Regions from separate parts of the Mus musculus genome. Here region 1 is linked to region 2. The links are chromatin loops, found by intact Hi-C in ENCODE. Cell type or tissue: left cerebral cortex. All regions are shown on one strand. Links, peaks and the distances in the headings refer to the core of each region. The heading gives the core; the rest is flanking DNA. Region 1 has its middle 79 kb from the start of Nrxn3. Region 2 overlaps Nrxn3 (neurexin III).

What was found. Peaks named below come from ENCODE experiments on the same cell type or tissue, not always from the same donor. Only the 100,000 strongest peaks of a DNase experiment are listed, where the experiment ranks them.
Region 1: it touches region 2 in a loop (15-fold over the local background); 4 of 42 quality-filtered maps call a loop at or near these places.

Annotation. Positions count from the first base shown.
Region 1 is chr12:88,707,478-88,723,689 of GRCm38, reverse strand. It overlaps a transcript of Nrxn3 not described here. Among named protein-coding and RNA genes, the nearest start is that of Nrxn3, 79 kb to the left of the region's middle. In left cerebral cortex, for the core only: a CTCF peak has its summit at 6,989; DNase peaks (open chromatin) are centred at 6,569, 9,026 and 10,067; H3K27ac peaks cover 593 bases.
Region 2 is chr12:89,389,268-89,405,479 of GRCm38, reverse strand. All of the region lies in intron 9 of Nrxn3 (neurexin III), which reads right to left. Among named protein-coding and RNA genes, the nearest start is that of Gm40537, 420 kb to the right of the region's middle. In left cerebral cortex, for the core only: a CTCF peak has its summit at 9,755 (motif pointing right); DNase peaks (open chromatin) are centred at 8,444, 10,181 and 13,287; H3K27ac peaks cover 2,798 bases.

The DNA.
Region 1 (16,212 bases), core at 5,616-13,615, 680 kb after region 2:
AAATCCCTGTCCCCATCTAATTTTGCCTTCTTGTGATTCTCAAAGTCCCTTCTTCAGGAAGAGAGAGAAAGTGGCTTCAAAATGTCAAGGAAAAAAAGATCAACCTAAAATGAAGTGATAGACACGCATCATTTTGGATTAATAATCCAATCAAATAGGAGAAAGTCATAAAAAAACAAATAAGTGATTTTTAAAAAGAGGAAGAATATAATAAATCTAAAACATTTTCTGACTTTCCTAACGTCTCGAGCCAAAGAACACAACTTCCAGGAGAAACCAAAGTAAAACAAGAAGAGTTGAAAATCTATTCCCGTGGTCAGTTGTGGTCCTCAAATACAGCGTTTAAAAGAAAAAAATAAAAAAGGAAAAGAAAGAAAAAAAATCTAGGTTGGTCGCTCCCAACAGAAAACTTCTATCCTCTCAGGTGCAACCTCTTCCCGGAATGTACAAAACCCGGAGTCGGTTTGCCTCCTGCCTGCCTGCCTTTTCCCCCAGAATCTTACCTCTGGGTTGAACCGAAGAGTTGGGAATCTGTCAGTTTGGTGTTTAATCAACTGAGTTTGCTGGGTGTTTCCTCCTTCGAAAGATTCAAATCCCAGAGTCTTTCTGACTCCTTTTCCTTTTTCTTTCTCTTTTTTTCTCTCTCTGGGAGGGAGTGGCAGGGAAGAAGGGAAAATGCTGGAGGTGCGAAAAGCAGGTCCTGTGTGTCTGGAGCTGCCGGTGGCTGCGTGAGGGGAGGATGCTTTGCCTCTCCCTCGCTCAGTGAGTTGCATGCAAGAGGAGATGTGTAGGGCTGCGCTCTGAGCCAGAGACTGCCAGAGGAGCCCAGGAATTTCACGCACTCCAGAGTTGGCCCCTCCCTCTCCCACACAGACCCCGGCATTTAAAGAGACAGCTAGGCTGCCTGGCTTAGGGCTTCACCTCCTCCCTGGGTGTTTTACAAACAGCTGAGAAGATATTACCAGGGAAGGGGCGCTCTGAAGCGAGCTCTCTGTGAGTGAGTATCATTCGCCCTCACCCCAGCCTGAGAGAAGAGTTCCTCTCCAGAACTGGAGCAAGACTCCAAATAAAGATTTAAAAAAAGAAAGAAAGAAAGAAAGAAAGGAAAAGAAAAGAAATCCTCACACTCCTGCACTCCTGTACAATAAAAGGACTGCCCACCTCCTCCTTGGTGCACTTGTTCACTGCTGACTGAGGTAGAGAGGATACTAACCTAATGTGTGCCTCAGTTTCTCTGAATAGTCACTTTCCTTTGCAAAATCAGGGCAATCTTTGAGCATCTGGTGGAGTTCGAGGCTGTAACTAGGACAGGAAACCATTCCTTCAACAAACACCTCTGACTGCTGGATCTAGATGAGACACAAGGGCAGGCAGCCAGGGACATCGAAATGAAAGTGACAAATGATACTTCCATTCAGTGGGCCCTCACCCCAGAAAACAGACCCACAGTATAGCTAAGTCTATCCCAGAGCAGCTGAAAGCCAAAGGATGTAGAGACTAGACTCAAGCTTTAGGGGGTCAGAAGGAGGTGTCTACCCTGACTTGTACCCAGAGCACAGGGTCCAGGCATCTCTACCACACTCCAAATCCCTCAGAGATCTGTCACCAATTTGATAACTAGTCTCTGTGAGGAAGCATTCCCCTAGTCCAGCTTAAACAACGGATGACAGTGGGTGGCAACAATCACAGAGGTTTTGCTCAGTGTCAGACCTTGGTGCCCATAGCAAGAAAACATCCCCAAGTCCTTTCAACTCCTACCCCATCTTTACAAGGATGTATTCAAACAGTGATGTTCTTCAGGCCAATGCCAATGGCAATAATAGCCATTAACAGCTGTCAAGCATTGCTACAGACCAGCATCTTTTTCAGTCCACTGAGGCTAGTACTAACTGGAGTCCATCTTGAGCTTTGCAAATGTTTCTGGAGACCCTGTGGACAGAAATAGCTGGCCAGAAATTTAAAACCAGGTCTACATAAATCCAGAACTAGGGCTACTATGCTTCCCCTCCCAGGATGGCAGTTATTAGGTCTGTGCTTCCTGCAGCACACTTTCCCAGCATCCTAGCATTCTCCCACCCCAGGCATCATTAACGCTGTGTGTCCCAAGTATCAGGCTCACAAGACACCAAACGTATCTGTCACGGTCCCTGGCCCAATAAATCTTCAGTCCTTTGGATAGAGGTAGAGGTGTGCTCATATAAAGAAAAGGAAAGTAATATAGAATAGTGTAAAAGACATCCAATGGGACTGTCAATAAGTGAGCAGTTATTCTAATCTGGAGACAGAATATATTAGGTAATAATATAATATAAGCATAGTAAACTAGCTGCATTTGGGCCAACCCTAGGTGGTCACAGACAGTCGCAGAGTCTATATTATAGTGTGTTTGGCCGTTTAGATAACAATCTCACTTGTGTGTGTGTGTGTGTGTGTGTGTGTGTTCCATTCTTCAATACCCCCATGCAACCAGCACACATAGGAACACAAACAAATATGTCTTCATGAATTAATCTTATATACAGATTTTCAACTCTGCCTGTTTACTCTAGACCTAAACTGTCCTGGTTCCACATCTAGGTCCTCCTTAGCAAGCCTTCCTCAAAGCCTGTGTACCTTATTTGTTCCCAGAATACATCAGGAAAATTCAGAAGATGTAACCCATCAGTAAAAGGCTCAAGGAATGTGAAGACAAAAGCCTTAAGGGGAAGGGTTGGAGAGATAAGTCAGTCAGTCAATGAAGTACTTGTCAGGCAGGCATGAGCACCTGAGTTCCCCAGGACCCATGTAAAAATCCGAATGCAGTGGTGTGACTTATAATCCTAGAACTAGGGACATAGAGACAAGCATATCAATGAGACATACCTGCCAGCTAGCCTAGCTAAATCATGAGTTCCAGGTCCCAGTGAGAGACTCTATCTCAATAGACAAGTTGTGTGGCACTGGAAAGATGGCTCATTTATAAGAGCACTTCCTGCTCTTACAGAGAACCCAAGGCAGAGTTCACTTCCTGGTAACCACTTTGGGGAAGTTAACCAATGCTTTATAACTTTAGGTCTAGGGCATTCAATACACTTTTCTAGACTCTTCAGACATATGGCATACACTCATACAGACATGCACATACATACATACATACATACATACATACATACATACATACAAACACCTTGATAAAAGATAATAAGGCATAGAATGATCGAGAAAGACATTAACCTCTAGCCTACGCATTCACTGGTGGGGTAAGTGCGCACATGCGTGCGCGCACACACACACACACACACACACACACACACACACACACACACACACACAACCATGCACATGAATATTCACAAAAGATAGAGTAGCAACAAGGCTAAGTACCTATAATAGTAAAATGCCCCAAAGGTATCAAGAATTTCTGCTATTATTGTCAGAGAAGAATTTAAGAGAGCAGTAACCAATGAGATGAACTGGGTCCTCATCTCTAGAGTTATCACCATCTGCCCAGTACAATAGTAAGCATGTGGCAGGCACTAACAGAGCACTCCATTTAACTCATGCAAGTTGGTTTTTAGTGTGTCTTCTACTGAAGTTTATACAATGCACATTTATAAATAAAACTGTGCATATAAAATCAGAATTCTCAATAAACAGACTTGGTATCTCTCTCTCTGATTCCCTAATGACTCTTGCTTGCTATATAAATTTCAGGTTGCTTTTACTGAAAAAATTTGTAGCTTTATTACACCAGTTTGTGTGTGTGTGTATGTGTGTGTGTGTGTGTGTGTGTGTGTAGTATAGTGTATGTGTGCCAGTATATGCAATGCACATGGACCTATGTGAGGACCAAAGGAGGATATCAAGTATCCTGATCTATCACTTTCTGTCATTTGCCTTTGGACAGGGTCTTTCACTGATCAGGGAGCTAGACTGGCAGCTATGAAGCCCAGAGATCCTCCTGTCTATTCACATACCCTGGGCTACACAGCAGCTTAAGGGGGGTCCTGGGGGTTTGAAGTCATGCTTACATAGCAATTGCTATTAGCCTCTGAGACATCTCTCTAGACCCTCTATTGTTAAGATTCTGGGTCTGGTCTCCCCATTGTTTTTGGAACATGGTTAAAATCATCAATGATTTCATTTGTTTCCCTCCTACTAAATGAGTGTTCCTTTCTACTTGCTAATTTGTTTTTGGTTTGGGGATGTTGGTTGTTTTTTGTTTTTTTTTTTTTTTTGGTTGTTGTTTTATTTTATCTTGTTTGGAGCTTGGGTTTTTGTTGTTCTTGTTGTTTGTTTGTTTGAGACATTATCTGGTGATATAAGCCAGCTAGCCTCAAATTTGCTAAGATAACCTGGAACTTCTGATTCTCCTGCTTCCTCCTCTACCTCCTGCTTCCAGGATTACAGATCCACAACACCATGTTCCATCTATCCATAGCTAGTAGTCAAATCCAGGGATTCATGCATATTAGACAAGCACCCTACCAACTGAACCGTGTCTCTTGGCTAAATGGGTGCTACATTCTGTGTTCCCATCACTCTCTCCAAATAATCATACAATTCTCAGAGTTCTTACACCAAAATCAAGCCACTAGAATAGACATTAGATAGCAATACTAATCCCCAAGGCATGACTTCAGTAGAGCCAAGCTCTTCAGTCCCCCAACCTTCTCTGTTGTATTGTTTTTAAAATCACTAACACCTCACATGCCCTACTTCTGAGCAGATTTCAAACATATACCCCAATGCTATTAGCCCAAAGCATTTTGCCCAAGGTCCCCTGCAAACATTTCTTGTGTTCTTGCACTTGTCTCCCAAGGGTAGTACTACATTGCTGGCCTGCGGGAGTCAGTTTGGCTTTCTGTCCTCTATGTTATGATGACTCCCTTGTTATTAATAAGTGACTTCTTATTAATTAGCTTTATTAGACATTCATTGTGCATGACAGATTGTGCCATAAAGCAACCTAGCATTTTTCAAGGAGGAAACATGCACTGAAAGAGTCCAATCACAGGACACAGAGACAGCAGGGAGTCACATGGAGACTATAGCAGAGCTTCCAAAATTCTAAAAAGGCAGGACCTAATCTGGACAACCATGTCTGGCAGAGGAAGGAAGGGCAGCAGGTGAATGCAAGATTTGTCTCTGTGCAGGCACCAGCCCAGGGGGGGACTGGGAATAGTCAGGCTTTGAAGAGGTCAGTTCCCAGTAACTGTTTCTAACTCCAAGCATCCTGCTTATCCCATGGAACAAAAGAGTCTCCAGGGCTTGCAGCCAATACGAGCCTTCCAGTCATCTCCTGAATTCATCAGCCTTTTGCCAGCTAAGAAGAACCATCAGCAAAGGACTATGGACTCCAGGCTGGGGGAGATCCAGGTAGAGAGCTGTATGTCTACTCTGCAGCCACATCCTTCTTCTCCAGGACCCGAAGGTGGGCACCTTGTATAGGCTGATGGTAGTGGGAAACCTAACCAAAAACAAACTTTACAAAGAAAAAAATATACTGAGGCAGAAACCATCCCTAGCACTCAAACCATTTTCAAAGCAACTCTAAAGTATCCTGCTTAGGGATCAAACCTTAACATGGTCCAGGAATAGTCAGTGTTTAATGGTCTTGAATGTTTGAGTGGCAGAGATTTACTCATTGATACTGATTGTTTATTTCAAACTGTCCTCATTCCTCCAATCAACTATGTAAGTTTGTGTCTGTCTGAAACTTTATTCCTCCTCACAGAACAAAGAAGCGGCTAGGACAGCATAGCCACTCTTGAGCTGAGTACTAACAAGTCAGTGCCTATGCCTCAGAATAAACACCCAAGCTTAGCGGCAAAGAAGATGCTTGCCAATGCCAGACTCTGAAGGATAGGACTGAGCTCTGCCCACAAACCAGCTACAAAGCCTTCTATGCCAGGAAGGTAATGACAATACTGACCACAGAGAGTAGCTTTTGGGGATGAATAATCTAATATTTGTAAAGTGCTCAGTTGATGTCATTAGGGAAAGGCTGCTATAAGTACTTGTTAAATACAACAAACATTCCCATGGTCACAACTTCCAGAAGTCCCTCCATAATGCATCCTTACCTTACTAATGGTGACAGTGACCTATTTCTGGACTATCTCAGGATCATGGACAAGAAAAGTGTGACCCCTGCTGTCATTGTTGATAATCCTATTCTAAAGTTCAACCAGGATCGATACTGATGACTTTAGCTCTTTATGTAGGTGGCACTTCTCGCTCTCTCTCTCTCCCCCCTGCTGGGTAGGACCCAAACCATCCCCTCCCATATGCCCAACACCACATCCAACAGATGTTCAGACAGGAAAGGCAAGGGTCATTTTAGAAACCATAGCACACCCTAGCTGTATTCCCATGGTCCTGGCCCACACACTAAAACTATTTTTAAATAATATACTTTGCTTGGTTGTGGGTTTTTAAAAAAAATTCCTCCTCAGGATTCAAGCTCAAGATGGAATGATTGCCAAATGCTAACAGCTTTTTGAACAGGACGTAGTTAAAAATATGTCTGAAATGGTTTTAACTCAAACTCAAAAAATAGCTTAACTAGCTAGGGAGCCATATCGTAGGCAGTGGGGGGTTGGGAGTGAAAAAGAAAGAGGGATTCCCTTCAGAGGGGACTACAACAAACCTCACATAGGAGTGATACCGGGTTTGATTCCCCCACATGAATAATATGCTTTGAAAGCACAGATGGACTCGCCAGGGAAAAGAGTGAACAACTCCAGAAAGTTCATTGCCATCAGATGCTATTGATGAACCACAGAATGTAGCTACTTTATCCCATAACAGTCAAAGGTGGTCACTGTGACACCACAGTGGCCTTGTAGAACAGAATATCAGCTCCCACTCCAGGGAGTCACGGAACTAGAATCTGCATGCCAGCAAAGATGACTATGGGGATTCAAATTCAAGTTCAAGGGGCTGGAGAGATGACTTAGTGCTAAAGAGCAAATACTATTCTTACAGAAGACCCATGTTCAATTCCTGACACTCCCATCAGGTGGCGTACAACTACCTATAACTCTAACTCCAGTAGATCTGGCACCCTCTTCTGGCCTCTAAAGGGCACTTGCATTCATAATTGCACATACACAGACACATAACTAATTAAAAAATTTTAAAAATAAATCTTAAAAAAAAACAAGCTCAAAGTCTAATACAATAACTCTACCGTGAGTTGCACTGAAACTATTTCTCCCCATTTGACATATAAGAATACTGAGGCACAAGGGAGAATGGCAGCTGAGTCATGTCTAATGGTATTGCCCATAGTCTCACTTCATCTCAGGATTTGGACAAAAATAAGGTTCTATCAGTCCTAGGCAATTATAATAGAGAATTTGTATTTTTTTCACTAGGAGCTAGTGGTTGTTAAATTTTATTATCAATTTGACACTAACTAGAACCACCTGGGAAGAGATGACTCTTGACTAAGAAATTGGCCAGATAATTTAGGCCTGTGGGCATGTCTATAAGGGATTTCTTGGATGGTCGGATGGATGGATGGATGGGTGGATGGATGGGTGGATGGATGGGTGGATGGATGGGTGGATGGATGGGTGGATGGATGGGTGGGTGGATGGGTGGGTGGATGGGTGGATGATTAGTATGGGAGAGCTTGCCCATAGTTGGCAGAAACATCCCTAGGTAGATGCGTTCTAATTATATAAGAAAGCTAGTTGAGAGAGCCAGAGAGAAAGGGAGCAAGCAGTGTCCCGCCATGGTTCTGCCTCCAGTTTCCACCCAGACCTCAATGCTCTGACTTCCCTCAAGGACAAGTGTGACCTGAAAGTGTAACCTGAAATAAGCGCCTTTCTACCAAAGTTGCTTCTAGTCATGGTGTTTATAGCAACAGCAGAAATCATGACCTAAAACTGTTGATCAAAGCAGTGTTTCTCAAAGTTTATTTATCAAACCAGACTCCTGTCAGAGGATCTGTTTGTCTATATATTTAGGAAATTCATAGTATACATTTTAATATTAAAATATATTATGTATAATAATGTCCTAGTTGACTTTCTATTACTATGATAAAATGCTAACCAAAAGTGACTTACGGAGGAAAAAGTTTGCTTCATCTTAAAACTCCTGATTACAGTCTTTCCCTGAGGGAAATCAGGATTGGAACTCAAGGTAGGAACCTAGAGGTAGAAAGTGATGATGGAGCAATGTCATTCTCCATGGCTTGCTCAGCTTGATTATGTACGCGCATGGATATATACATTTACATAGATATGTGATACACACAGAATCCAGGCCTACATGCTGAGGCATGGCACCACCCACTCACACTAACTCTTAATCAAGAAAATGTTCCAAAGACTTGCCTACCAACCGATATGCTGGAGGCATTTTCTCAGATGAAGTTTCTCTTCTCAAATGACTAACTTGTGTAAAGTTGACCCAAAAAGAAAGAAAGGAAGGAAGGAAGGAAGGAAGGAAGGAAGGAAGGAAGGAAGGAGGGAGGGAGGGAGGGAGGGAGGGAGGGAGGGAGGGAGGGAGGGAAGGGAGAGAGAGAGAGAGAGAGAGAGAGAGAGAGAGAGAGAGAGAGAGAGAGAGAGAGAGAGAGAACTGCACAAATACATTTCAAAAGAGCCCTACAGGAAAGAGACCTGCTTAATATTTCTTAATCAAGTGTATTATAAGCTTATATTATTCCAGCCCATCCCTCACTAGATACCTATTTGCACTAAGAAAAGCTCATGAGGTATTTTTATGGAAGAAATACATGTTGGGTTTCACTTCTATTTGCCATTTAATCATATGGTCAAGACATCTCCAGGAAAGCATCTTTCTTAAAGTATGGAGATGGGATCCTCTTTATAACAACTGTAAACATATTTTCAAACTCGGATTGATCTGTTCCTGGAGCATGAAACTCATTCCCTTACAAAGCTAACCAACCCATCTGAATAGCTTCAGTATTAGAAAATCTTTACATCAGGGCCAAATCATCCTTCCCACAATGCATCAGGAAGCACTAAAATCTACCTCAAATTCAGCACCCTGCAAAGGAAATGAGTCACTGCTCTTCATGTTCACAGATGTCTCTTGTACTAATAGACGTACAAGCCTACATCTCTCAGATAACCTAGAGTTTCAAGTATGTCTCAGAACTACAGAGTCCTATAGCTTAAAGGGATTTTTTAAAAAATATTTTCTACTCCAGCCTCCTGGGCATTTGTACGTGTGTATTTGTTCACGGGTGTGCACATGAATGTGGGTAGAGGTGAACCTGCCGGAGATCAACCTCTGATGTCATTTCTCAGAACCTATCTATTTTGTTTCAGAGACAGGTTCACCTGTTAGCCTGGAGTTTACCAAGTGATATATCTGGATAGGTCAATGAGCCCATCTCCACCTCTGAGGGCTAGGTCTTCACCTCCTCAGACCACAGCATCCATGGTTTGGCTGCTCAACATTCCCCTGAACTCTTACATTCTTCCAAGTCAAAGGCCCTCCATGCCTGACTTTTTCACACAGGTTGAGGCTCAGACTTGGATACTTATACTGGCATGGTAATCGCTTTATCAATTGACCTATCTTCTCATCCCTCTACTCCTCTTATATTTCGTTTAATTTTATTATTTGTTGGGAGGGGATGACATACAGCCTCACTCTACATCTCAGGCTGATCTGGAACACGTCATTCTCTTGTCTTAACCTCATAAGCACTAGAGTTAGAGGTATGATCCATTATGAAAAGCTTCATTCATCTTTTAAAAATGCATGTCTTGTAAGATCAGACAAGCAAGAAAAGTACCATGTGCAAGCCTGGCTTTGAATATAGAATGCTTTGGGTGCTCTTTTTTTTTTTACTTCCCCAGGAATTCCTGGATGTTTGAGGTTCATGCCTAACCCCTCAGGTTCCTTCAGAGAAACACACAGAGATTCCCATAGCCTTCCTACTTGTACCCTTGTCAGATGCCACACTGGGAGCTAGATGAGTCAGAGAGCTCACCCAGCGTGGGGAGTTTTGTGTTCCAGCATCTCTCCTCCTGGAGTGTCCAAGCTGGGGCTGTTCTTCACCCCACGCTGCCTCCTCTCCATCACTGCCATCTGCACCTCCTTCCCAGGGATCACCATCTGCTTTCCTGAAACCACTCAGCCGCCCCCAGCTCTTTGCTCTGCTTACAAGCCCACTCCTTGATCCACTCTCCTTGCAACTTGAGCCTTTCTCTTTCCTTCCCACAATCTTCATTCATTCTATTTTCGCCTCCTCAGACCAGAGCTTCCATAGTTGTGTGCTCAACATTCCCCTGGATTCTTATATTCTTCCAAGTCAAACCTTTACTCACCAGGAAGTTCCTCAAGACTCTATGGTTGGAGTTATTTTGCCACCCAGTCATATATGTTTGCTGAAGAAATCACTAAAACTCATTATGACCCTTTTCTATACCAACCTAGGCACTTGTATTCTAAAATGTTACTCCTTATGCCCATTGCATACTCCTCTTACAGGAAGTCCTTCCTCACAAGACAGCAAAGGGTAAAGCATAGTACATATTAGGCAAATGCAGAGTGATACAACATCTCAATAATATCTCTGCAAGCAAAACATATAACCACCCATTCTTACAAAAGTCTGTTCTTCAGGGAACTGGGAGATGGCTCAGTTGGACAAATTTTTGCACTGCACATATGAGTGCCTAAGTTCAGCTGCTCAGGACCCATATAGAAATATGAGGATAGCAGCATCTGTAATCTCTGTGCTGGGGTAGGGGAGGAGGGTCAGAGACAGGCAGATCCCTGAAGCTCAGTGGCCAGCCAGTTGAGCCAAATTAGTGAGGTTACAGGTTCAATAAGAGACTTTGTCTCAAAAATTAAGGCAGAAGCCAGACATGGTAGTATATGTCTTTAATGTCAGCATTCAGAAGGTATCTGCATGTACATATACATAAATCTCAAACCAAAAGAGAGATAAAAATGTAGAGATAATCAGTTTTATAATACCTAAAACCTGCAAACAATAAGTTAAAAAAATGTAAGAATTTGGGCACTTAAGAAACTGATGATACTTCCCGCAAGAGTGGCATCTATTCTGCCCCATATGCTTGACACATGTCATCTCATTTAATATTAAGAGGAATTCTTGCCAGGCAGTGGTGGTGCATGCCTTTAATCCCAGCACTTGGGAGGCAGAGGCAGGTGGATTTTTTAGTTCAAAGCCAGCCTGGTCTATAGAGTGAGTTCCAGGACAGCCAGTGCTATACAGAGAAACCCTGCCTCAAAAAACCAACCAACCAAACCAAACCAAACCAAACCAAACCAAAACAAAACAAAACAAAACAAAAAAGAGGAAATTTTGAAGCTGGAAAAGAAGTTTAGAGAAGGAATTCAAACCTAAGCTTCAGGACAGGTTCACTTCCTTGTCCTCCGATATAATTAAAGGTATGGTCCAAAAGATTTTAGCCTCAGGTCCTTCAAGAATGGATCTTGTGTTATAGATATGAGCTTCATTACCTTGCTTCTTTCTTTCCCTCACTCGTAGTGCACCGCTTCTCAGACTGTGCCTTTTATACCTTCCTTTTCTACACTCCCTTTAGAATCCTTCCTTTTCTACACTCATGTTTTCCACTACTCCCTGGATGAAGTAGTGGTTATTCAGACTCTAGGAGACAGAAGTTCTACTCTAAAATCCGCCTCCCAGGCAAACTAGAGTCCTGCGTGAAGGCTGATGAAGAGGGACAGGGTTCAGTGACTAATGTTCACACACACTGATGGTAAAAATACATTTTAGATAGTGAAAATACATTGTTGACCAAGGAAACCTCAAAATACAAAAATCTGGCATGTAACTATGGGGACAAGGGAATCGACCTCTTCCCCCACCAAATACTCTGATGCATCTGCTTCCAAACTGGGAATTAACCTATGAATCTACAGTCTCTGGTAAATGAGGAAGTTGGCACTATTATGCCAAAAAAGCATATAAGAAAATTACTGGGAAGTCTATAAAATTGATTGAATATGTTGGATACGGGTGAGTGTGATACATCAGGTTTCTGGGAAAGGGGCAGGATGTTCTTCTAACTTCCTAGAGAAGTCAAGGAAAATGGATAGCAAGCCCATGGGTTCAGATGACCACCTCATTTCCTTCATCTCTAACGTCAACATAAGGTATCATAGAGAAAAACTCACAATGAGAAATGCAATACTCAGACACACATAGCAAGGTGTTCTTGCTTGGGCTTCTGAGAGCCAGTAGCCTTTACTAACTGGAAGTGGTTTCCTATCTACAACTTTTTCACAAGCCACACAATGGATTCTTCCTTCTATATTTGGTCTTACAAATCTATTTGTTAACTAACTCCCCTTCAGTGTTAATCTTCTAAGAGTCTACAAAGATATAGTTCAATTTTCATTCCCCTATTTGTAATATCAATTACAGGGAAATAAGCAATAAACACAAGACAGAGCTCCTGCTTATATACTTTACATCCACAGGTAATGATAGACACCAGACACCAATAGCACACATACACAGGAGACATCATTTTTTAATGCTGATAGCTACTGTGGGAAAAATGAAACAAAACCATGCGATGTCATGGGAAAATGACCCACTTCACACTGTATAGTCAAAATAGAGCCATGAAAAACTATTGCTCTGAGTTTTGTCTGATGGCATGCGTATAATACATGGATGCTTTCCAACACAGTGGGACAAACATCACTGATAAGGTTCCAGATAAAATGTATATAAAATTTCAGTAATGACATTAATAAGTCTCATTCTTAGAAGTCATTCTGTAAAATGGAGTGAGACATTTGCTACAGGGAGGACAGGAAAATGGGAAAATCAAACATGCAATACACACTTTTGAGGCTCAGGACACATACACACTCTTTTTAGCCTTTGGTGGTTGAGTACTGAAGGCAAGGGACTATGGCAGCAGACCACCTACTATCAAATCCTGGCTTTACCATCTACCAGCTGGGAGATCTTCGACAAATTGGAAAATATTGCCTTATTTTGAAATCTTTTAAACAGCTACAGGGCCATGGAGATTAGTCAGTGGGTAAAGGTGTTTGCCACCAAATCTGACAATCTGACTGCGATTGACGGGACCCACAGGATGGTGAGAACTATCTCCTGAAAGATACTGGACCTCCACATGCATACACCTATGAACCTACACACATACACACAATGAATATATAAATTGATTGAGTATAATTTTAGAACGGTTTAAATAGTTACAATAATAGTTGCTCTCTCTTCAAAGGTTGTGATAATTAAATAATTTAACTTATGTAAAGCACTTAGAATAAATCACAGAGTCTGGTAAGTGTTGTATAAGTATTACCATATTCATCCCCAGCTGCAACCCTTCATGAACATTCATGCACATATCAACATCAGGCATCCTCCCAGACCACTCCTCAAGGCAATCAGTGCAAAGACCCCTGTGCAAATTGGATGAGGCAGATCCCAGCAGGAAGCTGATTTCAGACCTAAGCTTAAAGAGGTTTCAAAAAACAGGCAGAGGTGAAGATGCAGTGCATGTAGAATTGTAGAAAACTATAATTCCTTTAGAATCTCATCAAGACTCCAAATAAGCATCAGTACCTAACCACACCCAGTTTACAGAAGTTATAAAAGGAGGCCCCACATCCTCTAGGCACTTTCTCTGATATCTCCTTGGCTAGAACCATTGTCTGAAGACCAGTGATCTTACTAACAAGATTACAACATTTGCTAAGAAATACAACATTCTGGGTTCACCCAGTTGATCCTTATGAGCCTTAAGTGTGCCCAAGCCTAGCATACAGTTTAGCATACTAACAGTTTGTGGAATAAATGAATTATAACTCTTTGTTTGTGCTTCCAATAAATAATAATACATTCACTGAAACTAATCAAAGCACTTACTTTCATTTTCTCATCATCTAAACCAAAAACTGTAATAATAATAATTGTTATTATTATTATTATTATATTATAATAAATTCTAAAACAATCAGTTGGCGTTTTATAATAAAGCAAAGTGTGAAATCTTCATTAATTTTAGGTTGGACATCCATTCTATAAGTTTAAAGATCTGGTTTCATCTAAACTCTAATTTCATATTGTCCCATTCGTGGTGCAAAACAAAGAAATTTTTAGAACTGAGGAGACAATTTCCCCTCAAATTTCGTAGAGAGGGATATTGTCTTCAGCACCACGGAGAGCTCCCAGGCGGCTCCGCAGGGTACTGAAGAGCCAGCATTCTTCACAGAGTGTCACCCAGACTGCACACCGATGACCCCTAGTGAAACCCCATGGCCGCTGCAATTCAAACCCTGATACTCAATAAAAAAAACTAGTAAGTCTGGAGAGAATGGGCCTGGAGACAGCTGACTGATCCGTGCAGCTACTTTTGTGCCAACTCGGCATTTTTATTTCCCTTTCACCCCTCCCCCACCAGAAGTTAAACGTCCAAGTGAATTCAAAAGCTGCAATCTAAACTGTGATCCGATCAAGCTGGTCACACCAGACAAAACTGATCTTATAGGAATGGTGACTTTATCCATTTTGGAGAACAGAGTTCATTACAATAATAAGAAACAGAATAAGAAATAAGCAGAAACGGGAAGAAGAGCAGCCACAGCAGAACTGGGAAAGAATTCACTTTACTATCATTTTGGAGGATTAATTCTAAGCTTCCCTCCAATAAACATCATTTTTCACTCTAGTGGGAGGTCCGGAGTCTGAAATTATTCAAGTTAACTTTCAGAGTGCATCTATCTCCTCTTGCCAAGCTCAATGATATTTGTTTAATTGTCACTTGGCCTTCTGCATAGTTCACTGTGGAAGTCCACACACTAGCAACCAGATAGTGAGATATGGATGCTTAGGAATGACTGAGTGTGTATAGTACACATCTTGGAATAACTGCAGAAAACAGGAAAGTAAAAAGGAACCATTGCCAGAGTAGGTTGAGGAGTAACAGAGATGGGGATTGCAGGCTACAAGGGATCTGATCAGAGAAAGGAAAAAAAGGGAGGTTCTTTAGACAAAATAATAATTGTATCTGAAAAGTCCTATGGAATCATACTGTTAACTCTTTATGTAAAAAAAGCATACAATAATATGCATAATTCTGTGTATGAATATATAGAGATTAAATGAACTTTCCCCATTTGGGCTGACAATGCTTACACAAAGAGAAAAACCTAAAAAAAAAAAAAAAAGAGCTGAGACCACCTAACAAAAGCCCCAATACCAGACATGAGAAGCCTTCTTTGGAAGGCTTTGTTGTTCGGGGCTGTCCAAGAGACTCCCAAAACATTTCTGCTATTCCCCTTGCTATTCCCCCAGAGCGAGAAGGAACTTAAGGTTCTATCAAGTAATATGTACGTCAGGACTAGGGTTTAGGGATGCCTGAGCTGGAACTGTCCTGAATGAATGCAGGAAAGGGAAGGAAGAAGTTATGTAATTATATTACAATCTCAAAAATAAAAGAAAAATAGAATGTGAGCCTACAAACACACCCCACCATAAGCTGTAGTTTTCTGTGGCTCTACATAGAAAGGGAAACTGTGTGGAGACAATTACGTGTGCTTCAGATAATGGGTTATTTTTAAACCTGGCCCCCTCTAGGTCCTTTGCCTACCAGCCAACATAAGTGGGAGGATTATATAATTACTTGGAGTCTTCTCCTTGGAGATACTAAGTATTTCAGGCCACATCCCTTCAGCCACCTCCTCAGTGGCAGCCACAGTGTACTGATCACCTTTTCTGAGTTACTACATGCTTTCACACCTCTATTCTTTGCCCATGCTGCCCCCTCAGCCCAACACCCCCTCTTCACTTTTCTTCCTTCCAATCTCCTCATCAAGCTAACATTATGTTCATGCCTCAAAGCTCAGATCAAAAGCTACCTCCTCCATGATGTCTTCCGAGATGTCGTCTATAACCGCCTTCCACAATAACCATTTCCTTCCCTAGTCTTATCTTACATTAGATCTTTCTGTTTCCATGCCCCTATCCAGATTTAACCTCACAGAGAGCAGGCATCTCTCTCTTTTTTGAAGTATCGTCGGCAATACCATCACACTGTGTGGCTTCTCATTCATCACAGAAGGCTATAATACAGTTTTGAATTGATGAGCGATTGAACAAAATTGAACAATGGAAAAGGGAATTTGTAATGTTTTTCCACAGTCATCTTTAGCTAAAATCTTGAATCAAAAGTAACTTGCAAACTGTGTTTACAGATCCAT
Region 2 (16,212 bases), core at 5,609-13,608:
ATAAGCAAGCATCTTCTTTGTTAACAGCCATCCTCTAGAGGGGCACACGAGTAGAACAGCGGAAACATGGTATGGGGTAGGATGAGTGGGCATTATGGGAGAGACTTTATTCTGTTTTCTTTTTTCTGTCACAAATCTCTTATCCTGGCTAGAGGAGCTTGATCCCATGGAACTCATTTTAAATAGATGCCCTCACCCTAATGGAAATCGAGACTGTCAAGTCTTGAGCATGTACATGGAGCTGCCTTAAAATGGTCTCATCTTGTTTGTTTTCCTATCCTTTATTCCATGACCCTTTGGATCATCTTTGCCAAAAAAAAAAAATCACACACACACACACACACACACACACACACACACACACACACACAAGAAAATTCAGAGATTTTTAAAGGGAACCTAAAACCCATGACTTGAGACTATGCTCTAATTTTTACTAGATACTTAGAAACACTGAAGCTTAGAAAGCCAAACCCTGAAGATCTTAGTTAACAGAGAGAAAAGGAGTTAACACGTTGGGCTTTATCTTTCTCCTGGGAATGAGCACTTCAAATGTGCTAGCTAAGGAATCCTGTGGAGGAGAATAAGAGCTCAATCAAAATTGAACAAAAGAGAGTCCCTCAGAGGCTCAAGTCAATCAACTTAAATGTATGTAAAATCAGGTCTCAAATACCCAGGTTACATTTCAGTGTAAGGGGGAATGGAATTTTTAAGTAGGTGAGAAATTCATAAGAGCACTGGCAAGTTGAGGATAACTTTTCTTAGTTGGCTTTACCTAAATGCTATGTGTCTCAAGACTGTGGATGCTCTGATGAAAGGAAACAGATTCATAGTCAGTGAGCAATCTTCATCTTTCCATCTCTTACTAGAAAGGTATGAGTTCAAATTGTTCCAGCAGAGTAGAAATCTAATGTCTAGTCCTCTAGGATGTAAATTCACAAAAAAACACCATACTTCTTCCAACCACTATCAGCCTCTATGTTCATCCAAGTTTATTAGCTCCAGGTACATATGGAACCTTGAAGACTATCATTAAAGATTCAATTTCCTAGACAACTGACAGGGCCATAGTCATAGATGGCCCTATTGTTACTATTTGGTCTTCAATGCCTCTGCATAGAAACTCTCAGTACTGCTAGCCTAGCCTAACTCAAAGATGTTTTCAACTGTGACTCCTTATTGATGTTGTTCAAAAAGGAATCATGACCCACACTATGCCCTCTCAACCATAAGAACACCCTTCACATGTTTATTTCAGATTAATACTCAGGCAGCTTCCTTCTTAAACTTACTATATATAATTCTACCTCCCATTGGTAGAAACCATAACCACATCAAGCAGGAGAGGGCATGGTGTGGTCACGGTCAGTCATTCCTTCCATATAAGAGAAGTTTTTCTTATTTGTGGATCTTTCAAAGGTTACTACCTCTGTGGAGACCAGTGCTGCATAAATTACATTCATTTGACTGCCTTCCCCTCTGAATCTAAGCTTAGAGTTCCCTCCTGCCTCAACTAGATTCTTAGTACATATTCACATCCCTGATTAAGTTTTGAACATCACAGGTACCAGTTTTGGGGTATAAATTGGGGTATAAAACATACATGTTTTAATTACACTTTTATATTGCACAGACCTTGGACTTCCTTAAAGTAATTACAGAATTTGGGGCAGAATGGCTTCTAGCAATCTGATTCTTTAAACAGTCTCCATACTTTCCCATGGATTGCAAGCCTCAGCATTAAAAAAAAAAAAAAAAAAAAAAAAACCTATCTGTACTGCTTTATGCAGATTTCCCAGATTTTTTTTTTTTTTTTTGCTTGCCTTAATTATGCTTATTTCCCAATGTAAATGTTTAGGGAAAAAAAAACCCTCAAGAAAAATCTACATATTCAGAAGTCTTAAAAAGTGAGAAAAGGTTTGGCAAATACAGCAAGTATCTTAACCTCCTCTTTTGGGAGAAGTAAAGGCAATTAACTCCTGGCATCATAATTCTAGATGTTTAGTCTATAAACATCGACTAAATAGTCTCATACTTAACATGGAACAGGAAAATATTTTTTTTATCATATAATATATGGAGCTACCCAGATGAAAAAGAAAACCAGGAAACACAAGGAGAACTGAGTGAACTTCAGCCTTAGAGATATTATTTTATATTCATAAGACTTTCTATAGGGCTGAATACGTATTAGAAGGCCTTAGATACCTTCAGACATATTTTCAATCTTTTTCTTATACTGAACTCCACATCTGGCAAAACAGAAAGAGCATATCAGGACTGTTGGCAAGATACTGTAAAGTAAACAGGGATTCCTTGCCATTGACTGGTTTAAAAAATAGTTTAGAGAATACATAACATCTTGAGTTCCCAATCACTCAAAATGTATGTTAAATTCATAGATCAGCCAGCAAAAACTTTGGGTAATTACTTCACAAGTATTTTATGTGTAAGAGTACTTTTATGGGTATTCTGAATGCTTGAGGCTGGTGTCAGTTAGTAATAACATATATGCTTTTTCATGCCTTTAGTATAAGTGAATTCATTCTGGAGCAAAATTATATATAAGAAGTCAATCTTTCATAAAGACAAAGGGTAGAAAAGTCCAAAAGCTACTTATAGCATGTATTTAGGCAAATGATGTTGGAGAGTTTTATTAAGCAGTTATAAACAATATATTAGGGAAATGCAGTAAAACCTGAATACAAAATATTCTGACCTATCCATTGTGCCAATGACGAAAGACTCAGAGAAATGCTGACAGGGCTTGGGCAGGACAAATGGCTATTTGGTGGCTGTGTTGTGCCTATAAACAATCTATGAATATGTCCACACTACAGGACAATCTTTATTACCATATCCCACAAGAAAATTTAGTATGTATGATGCCATGACCAGAAAGCCCTCTGCAATATTCAGAATACGCTTTTGTTGTAAGAAAATTCCATGTGTTCTATAAAATAAGATAGCAACAAATGAATCATCATTGTCAAATATCCCAAAGTAGAATCGAAATGGGGACTCAGTTTGAAAACACAGTACTAGATACCCTTTGTTTAAATTATTCTTGACAGCAACATTCATTGCCTCTGGGCTCTTAGAAGTTGGTAGGAAAGGGACTTTATGTTTCTGAGCTACAGCTTTTGCTCGCTGTGAACCCAGTGTCTAGCAGTAAATGCCAGTCTTGTAGGTGAAGCATTATGTGGAGAAGTGGTGTGGGCACATATCATTTAGGGAAACAAGAACTGACACTGAGATGATAGTTTTTACTTCAATATGGAGCTGGGCAGTTTCTAGCTGTTTCCCCATTAATCCTTCCCCACCCCCCAGTCTGTACAATTATGAGAAGACATTAACAAACATCAGCAGACAACTTTGGGGTAGGTAAAGGGTTTGTTCTATATCATTTCCTTTACCTCTCTTCGATCCAGTTAATGTCATAAACACATCTCTACAGAACTTTGAATCCTCTGGTTAAAAAACTAAGCAACAACAACAACAACAACAAACAAAAATAGTTTACTCCAAGATTTTATAAATCAGGTGCAGAATTGTGGACTGTATTCATATACTTCCTTACCAACCTATCATCATAACACATGCTTAGTAAAATCCTATCTTTGAAGAAAACCAAGAGATTTCAAACCCAGGAAACTTTTAATTCAACTCATACTTCTTCCGCCTATTAATTGGATGTATTAAACAAAAATATATCTCCTCTATGAATCTTAATTAATTCATTTGAAAAGGTCTAGATTATGTATCCCACTGGATGATTCAAAGAGTCAAGCCAGATCGTATATATATATATAATCAAAAGAGCAAGCAAATGACTACAACATGTAGGTTCTCAATAAATATTAATTTAATTCATTCACTGCTGGCATTCCAAACATATTTGTTAGATTAAACTCGTACAAATTCACCTACCATTGAAATGTAGCCTGTTTGAGAGAAGTTAACAGATGTTTTTGCTGATTAACTGTGGTACTACACAGAATTTTATGAAATTAAAAAAGTAAAGCTGACAGAAAGTCATGTGTAGCAACTGCCTACAATAATCACTGGCCACTAATGCTTCTAAGCAAGACCCACAAATAACTATGATATCTGAAGTGAAGCATACTTGGTAAGGTTTTCTGGTAAGTTGCAGAAACTTGTGATAGGAGGAAAAATTAGAGCAAATTCTGCTGATGACAGATGCTGAGCATATATGATAGCTAGGAAATAACAGAATATGTAATTGGAGAACCCTTGATCTTGACTAAGTGGATTTCAGGAGATAGAATTAAAGTCTACCTTGTGACTATGGGGCATATTCTTATATGCTTGACAATGATTTCAGAGGCAGCAGAAGGAATTGAATGTCAGGGAGACACCTATCACTCCTAGCTTGAATATAGATGTTATATGCTTCAACTAAATCTCTGCTGCAACATCTTCAGAACACTAGCATGGACTTTTATTGTGAAAAAGTCTACTGGTGTCTTTTCCTAGTTCAGTGTATAACATGAAAGAGAATGGTAAAGAGAAATGAGGACTTTAGATGCTAGGAGGATAACATCAGCAGGGTAGATGTCAGGAGATTAATTAAAAAAAGAAGTAGTTGTGGACCTGGCAGATTGTACATTGGGAAGATAAATTGTTTATTTCAATGGAAAGATTGTCTTTAGGGGACAGTGTTATTAGAGTTCTAGAGAGTGAGTGATTTCTCAAATTTAGAGATGGTAGCTGTACATTAAATTCAATAATGAGCAATATCAGATAATGCTTATTAATTTAATGTTATATTTTATGCAATATAGAACTAAGATAATTACCAATATATATTGAGAAATTACCATATACTTGGTAATGAATAAAATATTACATACCTACCATGTTTAATGTTGGGTATAACATAACCCTGAGAGACACATTAATTTAATCCACAGATTTTATCAAGGAAACAGGTTTGGAGGGATGCTGCTCATCTGTTCCATGGCATAGCCAGATTAAAGTCATCTCTTCAGTCTTGAAACCCCATGTCTTTATTAACCAGGGTTTCCCAGAAATTTTGTCAAAGGGGAGCATAGGTGGAAACTTACGAATCTGAGAGTCATGTCTACCAGTGACAGAGGGACAGAAAGATATAGTAAGGGGGAACCTGTGGAGTGGAGAGTTTCTCTTCTGGCCTGAGGATGGTCTCAACACTCTCTCAGATGGACACTTGGCTTACAGTCAGGAATTTACCCACTCCAAACACATCTATCAATATAGCCAATTAGGAAAATGCCATTGTGGTAATGTGCTAATTTATAATCACTGTCAATTATAAAACATGTTTAATAATATACACCAACAACCGCAAAGATGATAAACTACCTCTACTGGGAAGAAACTGACTCGGGCAGTCAATTCCAGTCTTCCAGCATTCAGAGTATTGGCACATTAACAATGATGGATGGGTAAGGAAAGCACTATAAATCTGGGACAGGGGACTCTTGAACATCAACGAGATGAAAGTGAGATGATCGAGCATTCTGCTTTTGCCATTTCACATATTCTGGAAAATAGCCCATTCTCTACCTGGAGATAATGAAGCTGTTTACACAAAAGTCCTAAGTGTGCCCTACTTCTTTCCATGGTATTCAGATAGAAATATAATTTAAATTAAATATAATTAATAGGAATCATTTTTCTATGCCTTCCTACACATGGGGTGTTTAATTATTATCTCCATTTGTAAAAGCAACCTAAAATCTCTTGTTAATTTATTATACTTAATCATGTGCATGCGTGTACACATGGGTGGGTAGAATGTGCTTGTGGCATGGTGCACACGTGGAAGTAACAACTTGATGAACTTACTGGTGTTCTTTCCACACTGTGAGTCCTGGGGTCTAATTCAGATCTTCTGGTTAGCCAGCAAATGCTCTTCTCCAGTTAGGTAATGTCATTTTATGTCAACTAGGACAATGTCATTGTAATAAGATGCAAATTTATAATAATTGTTAATAGTTAAATATGTCACGTAAGTGTTGCCTTTCGAATTAAACAAGTGTTACCACTTGACATACTCAAAGATAACCTTGCTTCCACTAAAGCAATGAAGATTTAAAATAAAGTTCTTCATCTCAGCATATGCTTCACACTCATCGTGTGGTTTGGCTTAGAGTCACCCTGAGTTCTTATTCCTCATTTTTATTTTTCTTTATATATGAGTGACTCCTGCTATTTCTCACCCAATCCAGGTCTATCACACTGAGAGCTTGAGGAATTACTGGTTCTTCTGGGTCCCAGCCTTCCTTTATATAACAAGCATACTTATGGGCTTTTTTTTTTTCATGTGCAAAGTTTTGTACTTTCTGGTTCCGTGGAAGCACCTGTGGCTCAAGAATGTTTAATGATGAGAAGTAGAACTGACATTCCACTAAATTATCACACAGGTCTAAGGAGAGCTACACTCAGGCATGGTCCTAAAGACTCTTCACAGGCCTGTAAGAACCTCATATATGAATCTCTGCCCAACTCATTATTCAATGCTATTACATTTGGATCCTGAAGGTGACCAGATGAGAGTATTTATATTTCAGATCATTGCTCCCCAGCAATATATACAAATAATATGTGTATGTATGTATGTATGTATGTATGTATATATTAATAAGGCACTGAGTAGAGGTCCCATTTCAATATCTGTTTATCCATATACTCATTTCTACCGATAACTCAATAGAGACTATCATGTAACACGCTACCCATACCAAAGGCTACTGAAGAATTTTCTCCCAATTGATATCGTGACAAAAGGTTCTATAAAATGTACCGATCTAGTCATACCTTCAGGCACAGAAAGAGTACACAAAGTCTGAAGGACTTGTCAAATTATAAGGCAAAATAAAATTGACAATTATATTAACATTCTTTTGGGACTGTTCATAAATTTCTCATAAAATGACTAAAACATGAGGGGAATTTTATCTTTATTACTTCCCATTTTTCCTACATCCTATATCACACGAATAGCTTCATATATATGCAAATATATATACACACATATATATATATATATATGCAAATACACACACACACACACACACACACATATATATATATATATATATATATATATATATATATATATATAAAACCAATGGAAATTTTGAAGCTGTGATTTGATCATATTTTTCTCCAGTGGTGGTAACATCAATGTTATATGATCAGTGTCACAAGATGCTTGGTCCATCCTGATAACTTCCCTACTCCATCTCCTATACAGCAACTACATATCCATTCCTTTCTTTCTACAAAACCTGTAATATTTAAAGGAAAAAAGCTGTATAGAAAAAGTCCTGTTTTAAACTTTTTATTACATTAATGTAATTACTTTTCTATGTGATTATTTGTGTGTGCAACCATTTGTTTGTATGTTTGTGCCCATGCTCCCAAATGTGCAAGTGTGCAGATATTACAGGACACATGTGGAGGTTAGAAGGCAACTTACTTGTAGGAATCTGTCCTCATCTTACATTTCTTTTAAATGAACCTCTTTCAAAGAATACATCAAACTTTAATCTGGATTCAAATGCGCTAAAGTAAGTTTTACCTCATGGGCTAATGTGAATCACCATAGATTCCATCATATACAGCATGTTGGAGAGAATGTGAAATTGATCAGACCTGAGGTCTAATACAAGCTTTGTCACCAGGAGCTCTCAAAACCTGGGACAAGCTCTGTATTTCCTCTAAAGCCTGTTCTCTCATCTGTAAAATTAGAAGGCTTCAAGGCCTCTCTCTCTCTCTCTCTCTCTCTCTCTCTCTCTCTCTCTCTCTCTCTCTCTCTCCCTTTCTCTCTCCTCATCCCTCCCCTCAGTGGTGGCCTACAGTCTTTCTAAGCTACAGTACAGGGATGTTAATATAACCTGCCATACATTGTTTGAGTTAATTAAGGGGAAGCAATTACATTTTGCCTTTCAAACCCTGCTAACCTCAGTCTTTACCTCCCTTCTCTGCATGTGGCTTATAGAAGGTTACAGTGCTTGGGCACAGGGTGTTCTTGGGCCTGTTCTTCCTGAAATATTTGCTGTCAACTTTCCTTCCCACCCCTTACTATTAGAATGGGTTGAATTCAACTTCAAGCCTCTTGTTCCCCGAAGTCCCCACCCCTTTTCACACTCAGGCTATGATCTTTGTTCAGTTTTCTCACAGCAACTTTGAAGAGCTGACATATTGACTGTGGGAAATGGTTACTACCCCTCTGCTATTCTCCATCCACCCAAAATCCAACCCCACACCTCCTCAAGGAGCTTTAGAGAAAGAGCTTGAGAGAGCTGTTTCAATGATAGACTACATTACTTAAAGCAACAATATTTTCATTTTTTACACAGAACAGAACAGCTTGAACCGAATTTAAACTTGGTTTTGGACATCAAACATACTTTTGTGCTATTACTGTCTCCTTATCTGCTTCGTGTGGGTCATTCGGTACATTTAAGAATCAGTGTTTAGGCTGGAAGTCCTTGAGTGACATCTGTTCACCACCCACCAAATTCATACATTTGCTTTAGAAAATCTATTAGGCACTCTACATCGCCAGGGTGAGGCACAGGTTTGGTATATTCTGGACCTTCCCTCGTTTTCACTTCCTACTTCTTGGAGCTACACAATGTTTCCATCTGAGAGTCTGAAACTACATTTTCATCTTTGTGTGTGTGTGTGTGTGTGTGTGTGTGTGTGTGTGTGTGTGCATGTGCAGGTCAGAAGTAGACATTAGGTATACCCTATTGTTCTTTACCTTGTTCTTGTGAATAAGTATTCCCTTCAAACTGGAGCTCACCTGTTCAGCAAGAATGACTCTCCAGTCAGCGCCAGAGATCTCCTCTCTTTACCTCCAGGCAATGGAATTGCAGTCATGCCAGATCTAGCCTTCATGTGGATGCTGGAGGTCCAAACTCAGATCTCCACACTTGCATAGCAAGTGATGACCAAGCCATAATCCCAGATCCCAGTGTTATCTTAGTTTAATGGATGGATAAGTGTTCACAGGGAGGCTGAGTAACTTGCCTGAGAACACATAGGTGCCAGGCCTGGACTATGACTCTATATGCCTCATTCTGAAGTCTGGAAGTCCAGAGGCTACACTGCTGCTAGCTTCAGAATGAATACCCATGCCCTACCGATTCAATTTTATAGCAATGTACTTTAAATATGTATGCAACCACCTTCTCATTTATTTACCTTCTGTAAACATCATACATTTACCAGTATATATCCACACTTTCTTGATGCCCATTTCTAAAGCAAAACCTGTCCTTGTTTCCCCTGGCCAATTTGAAGGTATAGGTCCTAGGACTGTCCCTGATCCCCTGCTCTTTTAAATGTTCATTTTAACTTCTAGCCCATACTTCAAGGCATGTTTTACCCACCTCCTCGAAAGTGACTCTTCTAGGAAACCTAGTTTAGTAAGAAGGGGACTCTCTTCTCTAATCTTTGGTCTTAAGAACCTGTAGACTTACATATTCTTGCTATCTAGTTATTTTTAAGTTCTGTGTCTTACAAATCAATAACAACTTGAGTTTTGATTAGTCTATCATCAAGCCACAGCAGAAGCTTAGTAAAAGACTCTACATGTATTGCCCTTGAGAAAGCTCAGCAACCATAAACATTTATAATCTCATTAGTTGGTTGAAATAAAGACTCTATTCTAAATGCAGCAGATTGAAGATATTCCCTGCTTATTGAAATGATCCAGTTCAGTGTATTTACCCATGCCAACCACCAGAGGGCTGACATTCCTTTCTTTTCACCCACCATCAGAGATGTAGTCTGAAAAATTCTGGGAAATGCTTTGCTAAATCATCTTTGGTGACGCTCCTTTTTCCATGCTATTTAAGCCATAACATAGGGCCCCAAACTTTGGCTTTATTTTCAGTTGTAGGTGATGGAGTAAGTTTCTTGCACACTGTTAACTGAAGTCTGTTAGTAAACTGATGGTATTCCAGGAGTAAGAAGAGATGAGCAGGTGGGAGCAAAAGATCAGAAGTATCACTGTGCTGTGAAGCCCATGTGTCCTGTCCACATTCGGCATAGCACCTTTATGTTGTGTGGGATGAACCCAGGGGAACCCTACAGCTGCCTCTCCTTCTTGGAGGATGAGACATCTGTTCTTAGAAAAGCTGCAAGGGGGATTCTATTAATATCTTTTGTTCACTGAACTGCCCCAAATATCTCTAGAACCAGATTTCTTTCCCATGTAAAAAGACAGCCTACCCCAGTTCTTTCTGAAATCTTCTGACAGCTTTACAAGTAGGGTGGTGAATGACCTTTCTTCCTTTGTAAAAGGTGTGTAGAGACGGGCCTATTCATAGAGATCTGACAGAGCTGACACCTGCTTCTCCAAAAGTGTAGCTTCTCTCTAACCACACTCCACTGACATTTATAGAATATGATTATTTTTGATAGTAGGGAACAAAAGGGGAAGGGTAATCAGAATTGTAAAGCATAGGCTTTTATCCAGCATCCCCCACGCTGAAAAGTGAATCTTATTTTCAGGATGGATGAGCAGCACCCAGAGGCAGAACATTACTCTCTTTTCCTGAGAAGAGATGGCTTTGCCTTTGGGTTCCTGTCTGCTCCTCTACATTCTCATTTCTCCAAGCTTTCCTCTTCCCCCAGATCTATAGAAGCCATATCCAGGCAACTCCACAAAACTAATAGTTTCTTGAGAAATAATAAAGTGCTCTTTGAGCAGTATACTGGTCTGCTCCCTTAAGTGCTGGGGAAAGGCCATCAAATGCTTATCGAGTTGCAACTTGAATCTCAGGCTTGACATGCTGGAAGTTAATGATTTTATTATGCTTCATGGTTTATAATTCAATCATAAGGCATGGCAGGTTGGACACATTCTTTCAGACAGTTAAGAATGAGGAGGACTAAAGACTGCTAGCTTTACCAAATGGTCATTAACTCAAAACATGTTTAAGCAAGACACACTTGGGGATTGGAGCAAGGCTCTCAAATACAGTTTCAGTGCCTGTGGACCTCTTCACACTTACCTGTCAGACAAAGAAAAAGGCTGTAGAAAAGGTGTCGTGAAGGAAAAGGATTGACTTACCTGCTTTCCAGCTTCCTTGGCCAATGGTACAGTGGCAATATTTGTACTGTTTGGATTCAACTTGCAACATTAGGAATGGATACAGTCATGTAACAGTACCATACCAACTCATGTCTACATGCAGTACTATTCAAAGCATGCTTGAGACCACATGGTACGTGGAAACTGGGTGCAGTATTTATTATGGTAAAAATGAAAAGAAGTAAATATTGAATCAGAACAGAAAATATATAGGAAGGATAAAGGAGGGAGTGGGAAGGAGTCTTCTCTAATTGGCTATGTTTATTTCAACTCCTTTCACTCACCATAAGCAAATTCATTTTCACCTCACTGCACCGCATTCAGGGGACACTGAGGTAACCTTGGAGCTCATTAGAAATCCAATGCTTATGTTTAACTATACCCCAGAGAAGCCATGTTAGGAGATAAGTAAGATAGATAAATGCATGGAAGGATTTCATCATATAACCACCTGTTTATGAGCAAAACCCAATCATAAAAACACCTGTAAGCAGAAAACACAGAGGCAATATTTTGTCCTTTTGACATCCATGATGGTATTTAAATCCCATAGCAGCAGCAGATTGTAAAGAACTGATTGTAATTGTCATAGTTAACCATATGCACTTCTCCACTATATTGTATAGCTTTGCAACTGGCAGACTCGATCAGGTATAAAAGAAACAGAGCTTTTAGAATCCCAGGAGATGGAGGAAACGACCCTTATCCAATTCCACTCATTCTAAATTACTGTGGGTAGAGGTACGCTAATTCCCCAGCCATTTCAAAAATGGAAAACATTCATAGACAGGACACAATCAGCATCTAAATTCATATTAGCTTTGGGTTTTTGGTTTTTTTTTTCCATTTTGAATGAGCTTTTGAAAGGGGATGTTGTAAAAGAATGGAGATGATGGGCAGATAGGATGCTTATGAGCACAGAAGCAGATGTTTTTAAAGTAATTTCTTGAAAGAAGTGGAATGGCTGCATGAAGGAAAGCAGGCGTATCTTATAGAAACAAACTTACCTGGAAACTGAAGATCTGTTCATTGGGTAGGAACAAATTTCATTCACCTCTCCCTCTATTACATGCACACACACACACAGGCACACAAACACACACAGGCACACAAACATGACTTGCAGATATTCTTTGGGGATAGCTAGGCTTCATTGTGAATTATTTATTTTCTAAGAACTCATAGTAATCCAAAGTCAATTAAATTTATGAAATTAATTTGTATTTTTTGTTTTGCTTTTAAGATGACAATTAAAGTAGGGTAATAGTAGGCTCCAACTACAGCACGAGAGAAAGTAAATACTGAATAGATGTCCAAAAGTGGAAAGATCCTTGAAATGAGGTAGAAGAATTGTAGGCAGCAACAGAGCTATACCATGCCTATTCTGTCACTTAGCATCTCATTTATTATAGCTCACTGAGAGAAAAAGGATGTATATTTAACATCAATGTTGTTTTCCTAAGCAGAAAAATGAAAACAGATTCCAGGGAGCATAGTTATGTAGATAAGAAAAAGAGTTAAAGAAGAAGAACCTATAACTCTAGGAATTAAAGTGACTACAAATGAGATATAGAGAGGGTATAGAAAAGGTTGTATTTTAAAAACTACTCCAGCTTCATGTTATACATATTTATGATTGCTGTCAACATGTCTTCAGTTGTCTTCTAATCCAGAAAGATAATTATGTCAAATCATAAGAAAATCCCATTAAATTTGCACTATAGTAACATAAAACATGGACATGATATTTGTAATAATATGCTTTAGTGGGTGAATATCTCCTCTTTAAGACATACAAACCATAGTTCAATTAAGATAGAGCCTGGGACTCGAATCCTTGAACAACTAAAGCAAGAATTCTGAATATGTGAATAGTAAACTTTGTGCTGCTTATTTTCATCATTTAAAAAATTTGTTTTGTTTTGTTGTTTCTTATTTTTGTTTGTTTGTTTGCTTGCTTGCTTGCTTTTGTTGTTTTGAGACAGGGTCTCGCTATGTAGCCAAAATTGGCCTAGAACTCATAATATTTTCCAGGTTAGCATCTAATATTAAACTTGCCACAATCCTTCTGCACAGGCATGACAAGTTCTAGAATTACAGGCATCGACTACCATGCCTGCCACTGTAACAGATTGTTCCCCGTTCGGTCCTGTGATGTAAACATCACTGGTTTGCTACTCGAACTATCACTTATTGTTATTTAAAGGTTTTGGCACTGCATAGCAATGTGTGATAAAATATGCTAGGGCCCAGAAGTAGGAGCAGAGCCCTGACAGAAAGAAATTATCAAATGAGGCATGGCTAACATATAATGGCTATCAGAATATAAAACGTTTCATGGCTGCCTATGTATAATAATGAACTAAGTATTAAACCATTTCATAGTTGCTCAAGAGCATTTTTTATCTAAATCACCAAATGATAACAAATTCTTGACTCAATGTAGGTTAACTGTATACTTTTCTTCAAAGTAAAGTTACTTAAAATCTGCTTTGTCTTCTGAGTTCTTGGAACTGTGGCAGCACATTTTTCTGAGAATTGGATTTGCTGAGCCCTTATATTTACATCTCTGGTTTTTTCACTGTAATTCTATAAGTTGGACATTACTATTCTCTTTTTATGTATGAGAAATCTGAACCCCAGAGAAATCTTGTAACTTACTGGTTTAGGACGCCTTAATTCATTTCAAGTGGGTTAAGTGACAGAACCCTGAAAAATGTCTCAATCCACTGAACCCATGAATATCATCACCTCTGGAAGGAGAATGAATATATGAATTTACAGAATAAAGGTTATTAGTAAGGAAAAGGTCTTTGAGAGATGGTACTTATCTTGGATTTGCCAGAAGGATCTTAAGGCAATTACATGTATGCTTGTCTATAAGTTAGGCACAGAAAGGAGTAGGCATGCATAGTAGATAGGAGAGACTGGTATGATTCATCTACAAATCAAGTGATGTTGACAGATTTCTGTTATAGAACATTGTCCTCTGTACGTAATAACCATTCCCATCAGAACATCTATGATTATGTGTAAGACTCTCAAGACTGGGCCAGTTGATATTCCCTTATAGAATCAGGAAATGGAATGATCCTTAGAGTCTCATCCGAGATTCTAATTTCTCCTTCATATACTTCTCTTTCCACTTCTCAGCTGTATGAGAATCTGCCTAAGATGGACATGGTCTTGTGATCATGGGAAGTAATAAGAATAAGTTGTGGAAAGCTAACTGAAGGAGGGAATCCATCTATACAGCTGCAGAGGGAACACCATCATCTCTGAAGAATTGAGTTTTGTTTTGTTTTGTTTTTTTTTTTGGTTGTGTGGCTGCTTTGGAATTACCTATATTCTGATAATAAGCCAATAAATATATTGGCTTTCCAAAATAAATTTGTGTAGAGTTGATAGATTGGTCTGCCGTTGGTCTCAGATGTGGGCACATAGATATCTCAGTCTTTATAGGTAGTCCATGTAACACAGTCAGGAAGAGAAAGATGAGCATCCTCCCTAAAGACTCTAAAATAAGTGATGTTTGCCAGCACCTTAAACTCAGACCCCTCTCCTCCAGAACTGAGATGATAAGCTTTGTGATGACCTGGCAGTGGCTTGGCAGGCAGCCACAAGCAAATGATCCACTGGATCATTTGGTTTCCTTTCTACAAGACTGGTCAAGTTTCTCTACTACAGATGCCAAAGTATGGCTCTCTAGATGTCCCTCATGTCAACTCTAGCTTGGAGCCATTCACACAGACTTAACAGCTGTCATCCTTTAGCCTGAAGATTAATATCATCCTTTCTGTGTGGTTCAAATTATTTGAAATTATGCTTAAGAACACCGTGATTTCAGGAATGACTCCTTCCTCCTCTGAGGTGAATGAGATGGAACAAGAAAGAGGCAAAAACTATACATATTCTTCTTTTTACTTTTCCCATTGAGTCTATGACGATGTCACATAAACTGAGTCTACAGCTGATCTTCTTACATGCTCATGATTAAATTTGTAGTATGAGGGTTAGTTTGATCTAAAAGATTTTAAAATTCGTTCTGGCTCTAAGAGTCTCTATAATTATGTTTCTGTTTCACAATAAATATGTATTAAAGGAATAAAGGAATAAATCAGTGAATTAAATGTTGCTCTGCCTGGAGCCAAAATAATCAAGCTTCATTGTATCCTAGTAACAAATACTGAAGCCAAAAAGAATTAATGTCATACCAAAATATCATTTTGTAGGACAATAACTGGAATCGATTATAAATGATCAGATTAAAGGGAATAAATAAAATAACTAAATCTTTGGTGATGTGGCAAGTGAGTTCCCTGGAATGAACTCTCAGAGAAAAAGTAAGAAATTTGAAACATAATTCAGAGTGAGAAAAAAAAATTGACAAGTAAAATTTGAAAGAAAAGTTTGATTTCAAAGCCCAAAGTAGACTTGTTATGGTCGTTCTTTCTTTTGTCAAGAACAGAGTTTAAATGGAATTCTCAGCATGTAGTTAGTGAATCCTCACTCCAACCCTAAGAAGTAGTTCTAGGATGATCTGTACATTACAGATGAGGATAATGTCCACAAGACTCTGGAAAGTGGCCAGAGCTGGGATCTCAGCTACATCTACTCTGAGGTAAGACACACAAGTTCAAGCTCTACTTGTGCTACAGCAAGAACAAAAGGTCAGTCTGAATTTACAAGAATTCTAAAGAGTTCAGTGGTAGACCATTTTCTTGACATACAAAGGGCCATGGGTTTGCTCCACAGGACTACAAAACAAACAAGACCAAGCCAGTCACCCAAACAATGCTTCATCAAAATTGCACACTGAGGGAAGTAGCTAACAGTAGAGATGAACATAGCTATTGCATGTCTTGTCTATCAAAACATTGGTGAGAGGTGATGAGTATGGAACACGAGGAGAAAAGCAGAAGCCTTAATCTGATCCTACCACTGGATTAATGTATCATTCCATTTTTATTTGTCCAAGTTTGAAGAAATAATATTTAGTGAACATTTTGTCAGTCTCCATGGAAAACAAAATAATGATTTGGCCAGATGTTCTAAAACAGAAAGGAAAGCATTGATCACACCTGGAAGAAAAAAAA